Regions from separate parts of the Homo sapiens genome. Here region 2 is linked to region 1. Evidence: read pairs that join two places in POLR2A ChIA-PET (ENCODE). Cell type or tissue: A673. All regions are shown on one strand.

The links. Peaks named below come from ENCODE experiments on the same cell type or tissue, not always from the same donor. Only the 100,000 strongest peaks of a DNase experiment are listed, where the experiment ranks them.
Region 2: POLR2A ChIA-PET joins it to region 1 with 5 read pairs; 5 of 35 experiments call an interaction of 5 or more read pairs at or near these places.

Annotation. Positions count from the first base shown.
Region 1 is chr1:232,597,316-232,602,315 of GRCh38, reverse strand. The region is part of intron 1 of SIPA1L2 (signal induced proliferation associated 1 like 2); the gene reads left to right. Among named protein-coding and RNA genes, the nearest start is that of SIPA1L2, 30 kb to the left of the region's middle. In A673, no CTCF peak of the experiment used is centred here; a DNase peak (open chromatin) is centred at 2,825; H3K27ac peaks cover 1,934 bases.
Region 2 is chr1:232,516,038-232,521,037 of GRCh38, reverse strand. All of the region lies in intron 2 of SIPA1L2 (signal induced proliferation associated 1 like 2), which reads left to right. Among named protein-coding and RNA genes, the nearest start is that of SIPA1L2, 110 kb to the left of the region's middle. In A673, no CTCF peak of the experiment used is centred here; no DNase peak of the experiment used is centred here.

The DNA.
Region 1 (5,000 bases):
GTGCTTGAGTAAAATCTGCACCCCTCAGCATGGACTGTAGGTCCTCAGAGCCTCCCCTCTCCTCCCACACCACTCTCCTTGGTCTCTAGACTCAGAGGCTCCTGCCCCTCACCTCTCATCCAGGTTGGCTTTGCTGCTTCTCTGCCTGTGCACAAGCTCTTCTTGTTGCTTGGAATGCCCACCTCCTTGTCTTCAGTCTTGCCTGCACTTTCTCTCTGGTAGTGACTTCCCCTCCTTGCCTTGTAGCATTTGTTTACTAGGCCACCTTCTCCATGCGAGGGCTTTTCTCAAGGGCATGGTCTTCAAAGGTTTTTGTCTTTGCACCCTCTGAAATAATTTTTAAAAAACATATACTCCTTCACATGCTTGTAAGGTGACATCCCATATTTTAAATCATAAATAATAGTATGTTTTTGTTAATAGCAAGTAGGAATTGTTAAACATATTATGAGATGAAAATAATATGAAGATTGACTTAGTTTGATATACCTTTTACAATAGAATTTGAGATAATTGATTTTATCTACCTGGTTGAAAAATGTACTGTAAAGAATACAAGTAAAATTGTTACCTTTGACATTTCTGTAACTTGGCTTGAACATTTTGGCGTTTGGTGTGTTGGGGGTGTGGAATTTCAGAAACATTTAAGAGCATCTATGCCATTAAACCTGTATGTCTTCAGTTTTTCTGAATCCAGAACATCCCCAAATGGGCCAAATTTCACCCATAACAGAAATGTGTTGAAGACACATAAAAACTGGAAGCCATATGGATTCAAGGGACCATGGGCTATAATTAATCATCAAAGAAGACATCTTGATGATCAGTGTTTTGAGTTATCCTTTGTTTGGTGCCCTGAGGTGTTTTAAACTTTGGAAGAATGCCCCATAGTAAGATTTCAGGGAGAGTGGAGCTGTTGCAAAGACAGGAATGCCCGTCTGTTTTCAGAAAGAGTTACATAGGGAAGGTGAGGGTCTCAAAATTGATTCTGTAGGAGGATTGCTTGGGCCCAGGAGATTGAGACTAGCCTGGGCAACATAGGTGTTAGCTATTAGCTCTCCTTGAACTGGGCACATAGGCTTTTTGAGTCCCTAAAGTTGAATGTCTCTGTTGGACTACTGCAACTGTAGGATGAGGCAGTCTTCATCTTGCCTGTGTCCCAGGGCCCAGCCTGGGGGCTGAGTGAATAGGCCACCTCACTAGTCTAACTTGGCATATCCTCCCTGGCTGGTCCCTTGCTCTCCTCTAGGGGATACCATCGGGGCTGTTGTTGGTGCCTGCTCTTGCCTATAGGTTTACTTGAGACACCACTGGCCACAGGAAACAGGGACTGTCATTCTACCTTTGGGAAGAGTGAAAGTATTTTTGTCGTGACACAGTAACTGTTTATAGCAGCTTGCATGATTTTATCAGTTATTCTACAACCCATTTTGTAGGACAGGGGTGACATTGCTGTGTAGGCTGCCTGGCTGTCACCTATGTGCCCTGAGGCTTCCATATGAGTGGCTTCCATGAGTTTTCCTGGAGCAACTGCCACCTTCTGCTCTGGAACTGAGTGCTGAGGGGCAGGGGGTGGAGCACACTCCGGCTGAGCGTCCTACCCACTTCAGAAGTAAGGTGCATGGTGACCATTGTTCCCCAGCTAGATCACAGTAAACCACATTATGTCATCCAACAGGCACGCTCCTTAATTTAGGTTATTATCTTTTTTAGAAGTTGTATAAACAGACACCCTTGGGCAGAAAGCAAAATCAAACAAAAAAGCCTGTTTCAGACACAACAGTTTGATTCTCAGTCACCCTAGTAACCCAGTTTCCTCATCCCTTCACACTCATAACTTTCATTTCTCAGCGGGTAAGGCTTTGTCCACATGAGGTACTCTAGCTGTTGGAAGCTTGAAGTAACTAAAATAAGTTAAAAATACCTGATGAAAAATAAAAGGGGAGTATTGATTTTGGCTATAACTTATTAGGGAGGATAGCTGGAAAAAAAGAGTTGATTTTTAAATTCTTGTTTTCAGAATGTGTTTTCTAATTCTGCTACTATAGCACAGCAGAGAAATGAAAAAGAATTTTTTTTTTTGTTAACTGTGTCACCAACACTGCCCCTTCATTTGAAAAAGCAAACTTGCTATCAGTTTATAGCTCCTTCCAGAACTGAGCATAAAGTTCTCAAGCATCCCCAAAAAGCACTGAGCAAAGCCGAAGGTCCTGCCTTCAGAGCCAGTTCAGGACCAAGGGTGCCACTCCAGAAAGGCACTAAACTCTGGCAACGGATTAGTGCCCGTGTTCTGGCAGGAGCCCTGCAGATGGGCAAGCAGAGCCCAAGTCTTTACTTCCTGATCCTTCGTAAATTAGTTGCTAAATTTTTCATCAGTTAGGTCTGGGTAACATACTTTCAGGAAGGCATTTCTTGGACAGGATATGCCTAGGTAGATATGTGGTTAATAAATGGTTTGTTGAATACTTTCGAGCATGCACTTCTGCAGAGCAGACAGATTGTGTTGTAGCAGTCCTCTGGCCTTGCTGTATGTGATTGCAGTCATCTTAGTGTGAGGCTCAGGTCTTGCTAAGAAGCTGTGGGCATAAATGTATCTTACACAGCTTTGCCCGGGGCTACAGCAGGGGAGTAGGAAGCATGATTGGTCATCTCCAATCTTAGAGGGTAGTTCTACCCCACCGTGTAGCCGCTCTCACCAAAACTCACCAGAACTTCGAGGTCATCACAGCTGCTTCCTACTGTGGAGTCACACAGGGTGGGCACACAGGATCTGCACTGTGGATTGGTGGGTTTCTCCTGGAATTGGAAACACATTTTGATTTGATAGCGTACAGAAGATGATGCAACTTCCTGCAACAGATAAAAATTTGCCCTTGGCCACTGTTCTTACTGGCAGATCTTTGCTGAGGAGCAGTCAGCATCTTGCTGTCCTGGATGCCTTGCTGAGTGGTATACTTACAGTGGGGGAATATACAGGTGTTGGGAGCAAGCTTTTGGTTTAGGCTCCACCGTCAGACTCATTAAGCTGTTATTGGCCTAGGCAGAGTGGGTGGTATTTGCAGAAGCTGCGGTGTTCCGGATGATCAGACACCACTGTTTGTTTGTTTTTTTAAATATGTAATCTGAATCCAGAACCCCTGCCCTCATTCTGTCACTTTATAGGGTTTAAGCATAGAGCTGGTTGCTGTTCACCTAATGGATGCTCATTATTTGCTAAGGGAACTAATGTTATTGAATCGAATGGATTTGGGGTTATGAAGGAAATTGCTCCATTAAAGCAGCTGTCGAATTACATTTAAATGCAGTGGCTAAAAAATCGCAGGATTTGGAAGTTTTTTTTTTTTTTTTTTTTGAGGGGTAGAGGGTTTGTCACATACGTAACAGGTTTGTTTCACTGGAGTTGAGCTGCAGCTGAGGCCTGTTTGTCTTGTTCATCTTAGTCTGCTCACCAGTCTCTACTTGCTTGGTCTGAATATTTATATTCCCCCAAAATTCATGTGTTGAAAATCCTCACTTCCAAGGTGATAGTATTGACAGGTGGGGCCTTTGGAAGGTGATTAGGTCATGAGGCCTGAGCTCTGTTGAATTGGATAAATGCCCCTATAAGATGCCCAAGAGAGGAAGAGACCCATGTAAGATGGTGACGTTCTGTGAATCAGAGAAGTGGGCTCTCACCAGACCCTGAATGTGCTAGTGCCCTGATCTTGGACTTCCAGCCTCCAGAACTGTGAGAAATAAATTTCTTGGTTTATAAGCTACCCAGCTTGTGCTATTTTTGTTATAGCAGCTTGAACAGGCTAAGACACTGCATAATTTATTTGTATATTTCTGATGCTTTATGGATGAATCAAAAGACAACAGGTGTCTTTGAGTTAGCTACAAGCTGTCATTTTTGGTTTTCTTTTAGAGAGAGGGTTTCATTCTGTCACTCAGCTGGAGTACATTGATGCCATCACCGCTTACTTGCAGCCTCTCAAACTCCTCAGCTTAATCAGCAATCCTTCCACTTTGTCTTCCCAAGTAGCAGGGACTACAGGTGCGCACCAGCACACCCGGCTGATTTTTTTTTTTTTTTTTTAACAGACAGGGTTTCACTATGTTGCCCAGGCTAGTCTCAAACTCCTGGGCTCAAGCAATCCTCCTGTCTTGGCCTCCCAAAGTGTCAGGATTACAGGCATGAGCCACAGAGCCTGGCCTACAGGCTGTCTTTAAAAGGAACATTGACTAAGCAGAGCAAGCTTCTCTTTGGGAGCCAGATAATGAAAATTAAGAGATCATGGCCAGGCTGAGGATGAGGACACAATTATTGGCAAGCTTTTGTTAGTTTCACATTCAGTCTTGGCTCACATGCAGGTGTGCCTTCCTTTAAGAAAATGTGGAGAACAGGTTTTAAAAGTGAGGTGTGTATTTCACTTTCGAAGTGTTCTTTCGGGTGCCTCAGACTCAGCCTGTCTAAAAGGAATTCCTGTGTGGGGTTCTGATTCCACCTCTGAAATTGCTCAGGTCTCCACTGTCACTACAGGGCCAAGATCAGCCTCTCTTGCCTGGATCACAGTAGGGGCCTGAGTGATTCTTCTGAGTCCAGATCAAATCTTGTTACTTTTTTTTTTTTTTTTTTTTTTTTTTGAGACAGAGTTTCGCTCTGTCGCCCAGGCTGGAGTGCAGTGGCGCAAACTCGGCTCACTGCAACCTCTGCCTCCTGGGTTCATGCCATTCTCCTGCCTCAGCCTCCTGAGTAGCTGGGACTACAGACGCCCGCCATCACGCCCGGCTAATTTTTTTTTTTTTTTTTGGTATTTTTTAGTAGAGACGGGGTTTCACCGTGTTAGCCAGGATGGTCTCGATCTCCTGACCTTGTGATCCGCCCACCTTGGCCTCCCAAAGTGCTGGGATTACAGGTGTGAGCCACCGCGCCCGGCCAAATCTTGTTACTTCTTTAGGTTGATGTTCAGGCCCCTGAGTCCCACCATAGAGGCTGCTGTCACCTGGCCTCTACCAGT
Region 2 (5,000 bases), 81 kb after region 1:
AAATATTATTGAACTTGTATATCAATTTATTACCATTATTATTTAATAGTAGCTACTTATCAAATTGTCTTATAGCTTTGATTTTCGTATTCTACTGTAATAGGAATGTGAGTTAATGGGTTGTTTTATAGCCATTTGGTTATAATTTCACTTAATACCAGGCTTAGTTTTTGGTAAATGCATTTTAGGTGATCAGACCTCAAGTGCGAGCAGCACCTCAGCTCATTGATTGTCTTCTTGGCCACAGAGAGAGGGTAAAAGTGGGATCAGTTTGTTCTTCCTTTTATTCCCTGTCCTATTATCCATATTAGTATTAGAGCTGTTGGGATACTGGCATGAAAAATAAGCATTTTTTTTACTATAGTTATACTTGTATTATAAATCTGCTATATAATTTTAACCATTTTTTCCCTTGAATGGGGCTCGTAATTTGTGCATTTTGTGGTTTTCAATCCATTTGCTACAGCTGCATTCCTGATAAGTGGCTCAATTAGAACTCTAATATTGGTCTTAAAGACTCACTGATGTCTCATGGAAAACGTCGAAAAACATCTTATTTAAAGACAATTATGCTTAAATATCAAATGCTCTCCATTTCTTTTCTATCCCTTTAAAATTATTACCAAGACAGTTAGCATGAGAACAGCTCCTTCATGCTCTAAAATTCTTCAATTTTGGTCGGTGGCCTTCCCTAGCCCTTCCTCACTTGGGGGCACCCCACTACCTGTGGGGTTTCTGTCTGGGTTTTTAAAGTGCTTGCAGAATGTTGGTGATAATTATTTATTTTTACTGGGGAGCAAAGCCATAGAATTTTATGAAATGCAAGAATAATTGGAAACTATGGGGAGAAGACCAGTGCCCCTCACAGTAAAAATTAGCTTAAAGAACAGAAAGAAAACTGTATGTAGACAAAATCTAGAGATCTGTTTTAATTAGATCATTCGAAGGCAAACTCCGTCTTCTCACCACCCTCCAGATGGTCAGAATCTAGGTTTAGGAAATTACCTGGAAGAAAAGATATTCATGTTGCTGACAAGGTCACAGGCCTCATATAGAAGATTAGTCTGTCATCTTTATAAAGTTCTAGGGAAGGTATTAAATGAGTCTCAGATTTTCCTTGATGTTTGTTTTTCCTCAAGCTGTACCAGCTTAGAAGTATGAGTCCATTTAACTATTCACTTAGGAAAGCAGTTAGTATCCTTGTGCCTTTAATTAGAATAAGGCAGGAGGGAGCAGGTGGTACCAGTGGCACTCACCATATACATGTACAATGAGGATCCAGTTTATTCTACATCTTTTTAATATTTCGTTTCATAGCACGTTTGCTTTCTAAGGAAAAATACCATGGCCTTTTTGTTTGAGGACTCTGCATTTGCCAGTCTGAAACTCTCATAACTGGTTTTTTACAATCTGTTAGAATGACAAAATGATGTAAAATCACAGAGGGGGAAGGACAGGTGTGATTCACAGCTGCTCACGAAGAAGAAGGCATGTGTGGGCCCTCGCTTCATATGGCTTCTTCTCTAACTCGGACACGAAGCTGAGGTGGCCTTTTGACCAGGTCTTTAGATTGCACGGTTTCCATGTGCCATCCAGTTTTGGAGTGGTACCATTCACGGGCAGGCATCCAGAGCCCCAGGAAGCTGGCTGCATGCCACCTACAGAAAATGGAGCTCTGCACACAGCCGCGTAGCCACGCTCACAAGAGGACAGAGACTGGTGGCAGGATTGGCCGTTTTATTAACTACCATGTTTGGGAATGGGCCTTGGGTCTACTAGAGGAAGCTGCCGAGATGCTTAGAAGATGAAGTATGACATTCTTTTCTTTGTATACAATTAGAAGACATGTCTGTAATCACCTCATTTGGCTGGTATGGAAGTGGGGGTGGGAAGCTGTCTTTTCAGAGTGGAGTAGTTGCTGAATTTTGTGTTTACCTGTTGTAAGGATTTGGGAAAATGGCATGGAGCAAACAGTGTCCTGCAAAGTGTTAACAACCATTCATAGGTATTTGACTTTATAATGAGTGATTTTCTACAAAGTTATATCAAATGAAACTTTTGTGGTTACAATATATTGTAAAATATATTCCTATAACCACCAGAATTTTTCATTTAAATATTTTCTAATATAAGGACTTACTGCCTAATATATTTGTACAGTAATTTGTTAATTTAATAATATTTATTAAACATCTGCCACATACTAGAAACAGCTCCAGGCACCGTAGATAAAATGGGGAAGAAAACAAATTCACAGAACTTTCTCCTGGGGAGAGACACACAGAGAGAAGCAGGAAGTCCTTAGAAGGCATGGAAATGGGTGTTTGGGAAGTAGAGGACACCATGGGAGTATGTTGTGGAGTCACCCAGTTGCGGGGAGAGAGATGATCATGAATGGTTGTCAGTTCAGCTCAAGCAGTGGATGCTCCATTTAGAGGGAACAGCTGGGACACAAGCCTGGAGAGTGGGCTGTTTGAAGACTTGAAAGACGCTTGGTATGTCTGGGGCAGGGCGTAGAAAACAAGGGAGGAGGGAGAGAGATTAAAGAACCACAGAGTTTCCACAAGCTACAGTAGAGCAAAATCTCAGGGGAGGAGTTACAAGGAGATGGGATCCGGGCTGCATCCCAGGACCAATAATTGTGGCCAGGGAAGGAGGTATTCTTAACTGGCCACGTGTTAGGTGTGGAGTTAGCCTCACACAAATTAAATGATTCTCCAAAGCAATTCAAGCCACCATTACCAGAAGAAAGGGGAGTGGATTTTAGATAGGAAAAATCAGTAGCTGTCCACTAAAGCTAATGTTCTTAGCACAAACAAGTTTTCAAAATTCACAACAGAAGGAATATTCTGAGATACCTTTAGGAAAGAATTTCACATGCTCTGAGTTTGCTATAGTTTTCATCCTTTGTAGTGAACCTAATGATAAGATTCAGCATAAATTCATCTATTTTTAATTTCGTATATTATTTATATTGTAAAATCTTTATTTGAGATGGGATCTCACTTTGTTGCCCATGCTGGGGTGCAGTGGTGCGATCATAGCTCACCGCTACCTCTAATTCCTGGGCTCAAGGGATCCTCCTGCTTCAGCCTCCCAAGTAGCCGATACTACAGGTGTGTACCGCCACGCCGGGCTAATTAAAAAAAAACAGGTTTTTGTAGAGACGGGCTCTTGCTGTGTTGCCTGTGCTCATCTCAAATTCCTGGGCTCAAGCGATCCTCCTGCCTCAGCTTCTCAAAGTGCTGGCGTTATAGGTGTGAGCCATCACACCCAGCTAATCTTTATTTTTTGACTATATATTGGTGTCTTCCATTTTTTCACAAGATATGTGTAATAAATATTTTGTAACTTTAATTTCATCTGTTAAACATTGAGAAAGCTACAAATGTTAGAGGAATGTGAAAGCTCAGAAGATAGATTTTCAAGTAAGAATCTGAGCCCAGTAAATTATAATAGCTAGTCAGGTTTTCCAGGACTAATTATTATCTTATTCTCGCTAATCCTAGTTTTAATATTTAATAGTTTCTCTGGTTTATTTTGCACATCTATTAGTTGGTGGCTTAAACTCAGAGCTTCCCTGTGGAGCGTGGTGAATAGGTTACAAGTGTGAGGAGATGCCGGTTTGCTCTTCCCTCTGGGTGGTGGGTTGAGCCCAAGGTGGTCAGTCTGTTAACTGTGCCTCTAGTCTGAGCATGTTCCTTTTTGACTCCCTTGTGCTGTACAGATACTGGTATTTCAATATATGCCATGACACGGAAAAGAAAGGAAGGTAGGGTTTGTCCTCATTATTTGGATGGCATTTATTTTATAAATAAAAGGATAAAGGAGTTTCAAAGCAACAATTAAAGTGGTTCTTTGCATTTCGTGGATGCATTTGTTAATGTCATTTCTAGTTGGGGACTGGTTATGTACAAGAATACAACTTTCTAGTGCATTATGCCACAAGTGACCTGTAAAATAAAGACCCCTGGAAATAGAAAACACTGCAATTTACCCGTATGTTTGTAGACACTTGATCTAATTACTCTTCTCTTTAATTACAAATATTTTTCTTTGAATTTATTCTTTCTTTATTTAGACACAGACATTTTCAGGTGTTACATATTTTCCAAACTCATGACAGGCTATATTACTCATTGGCAGAAGAATGAAAGAATCACTTTACCTCTTCTGAACAAAAGCTATAATATAGCTAGTTTTCTTCATCCTTCACCAAAGCATAAGGAATATTAATAACTGTAATTCGGTTTGAAAATGTTAAAATCCCAACTAGCTAAACAGCATAAAAACTCTTTCCAGTGGACTCCTAATGGCTTTGAGATGAGCATGTGGGAATGTCTTAGAATAGCAGATATTTTTCTTATGGTGGCAGTTGCTTTCTCCCTACCATAAAAAAAAAAAAAATTTAGGGATGACAACGTATCGTCTACTCTCAGAGCTGTTCCATAATGGAGGAAATAAAATGATATTTTAGGATATGGCAAACAGGGAAAATGAGTAGTCAGATACTGACATGCACAGGACAGAACAGACACACTATCCCATGGTTTTCAGAAAGATAAGATAAATGACTGCATCTTACCTAATTCTCTTAGAATTATTGTGTTTAAAAGGATCAAGGATGACTGGATTATAGTTATTTCCTACACAGTTTAGGCTATTATCAAATCCATTCCTGGAGACTGAAAAACTGACAACTGAGGTACAAGAAAACAGCTTCTTACCCAGTATCTCACTACTGCAATGTATTTGATGTATCAGATACCAGATCCTTGAAGATCTCTTCCCACTTAAAGGAGGATCTGTGTGAGTTCTAATTTGACTACAAGTGATCACTATGAAAACTCTCTTGTTAATGTCTTGTATTGACCATTTTGCTGTGGGACATTTTGAGTTTAACTGTTTTGAAAGAAACTAAACTAATAATACTGAAACCCATTATATACATGACTTGTGCTGCTCTTGTAGCCAATTCATGCATTGAAATACTTCATGAA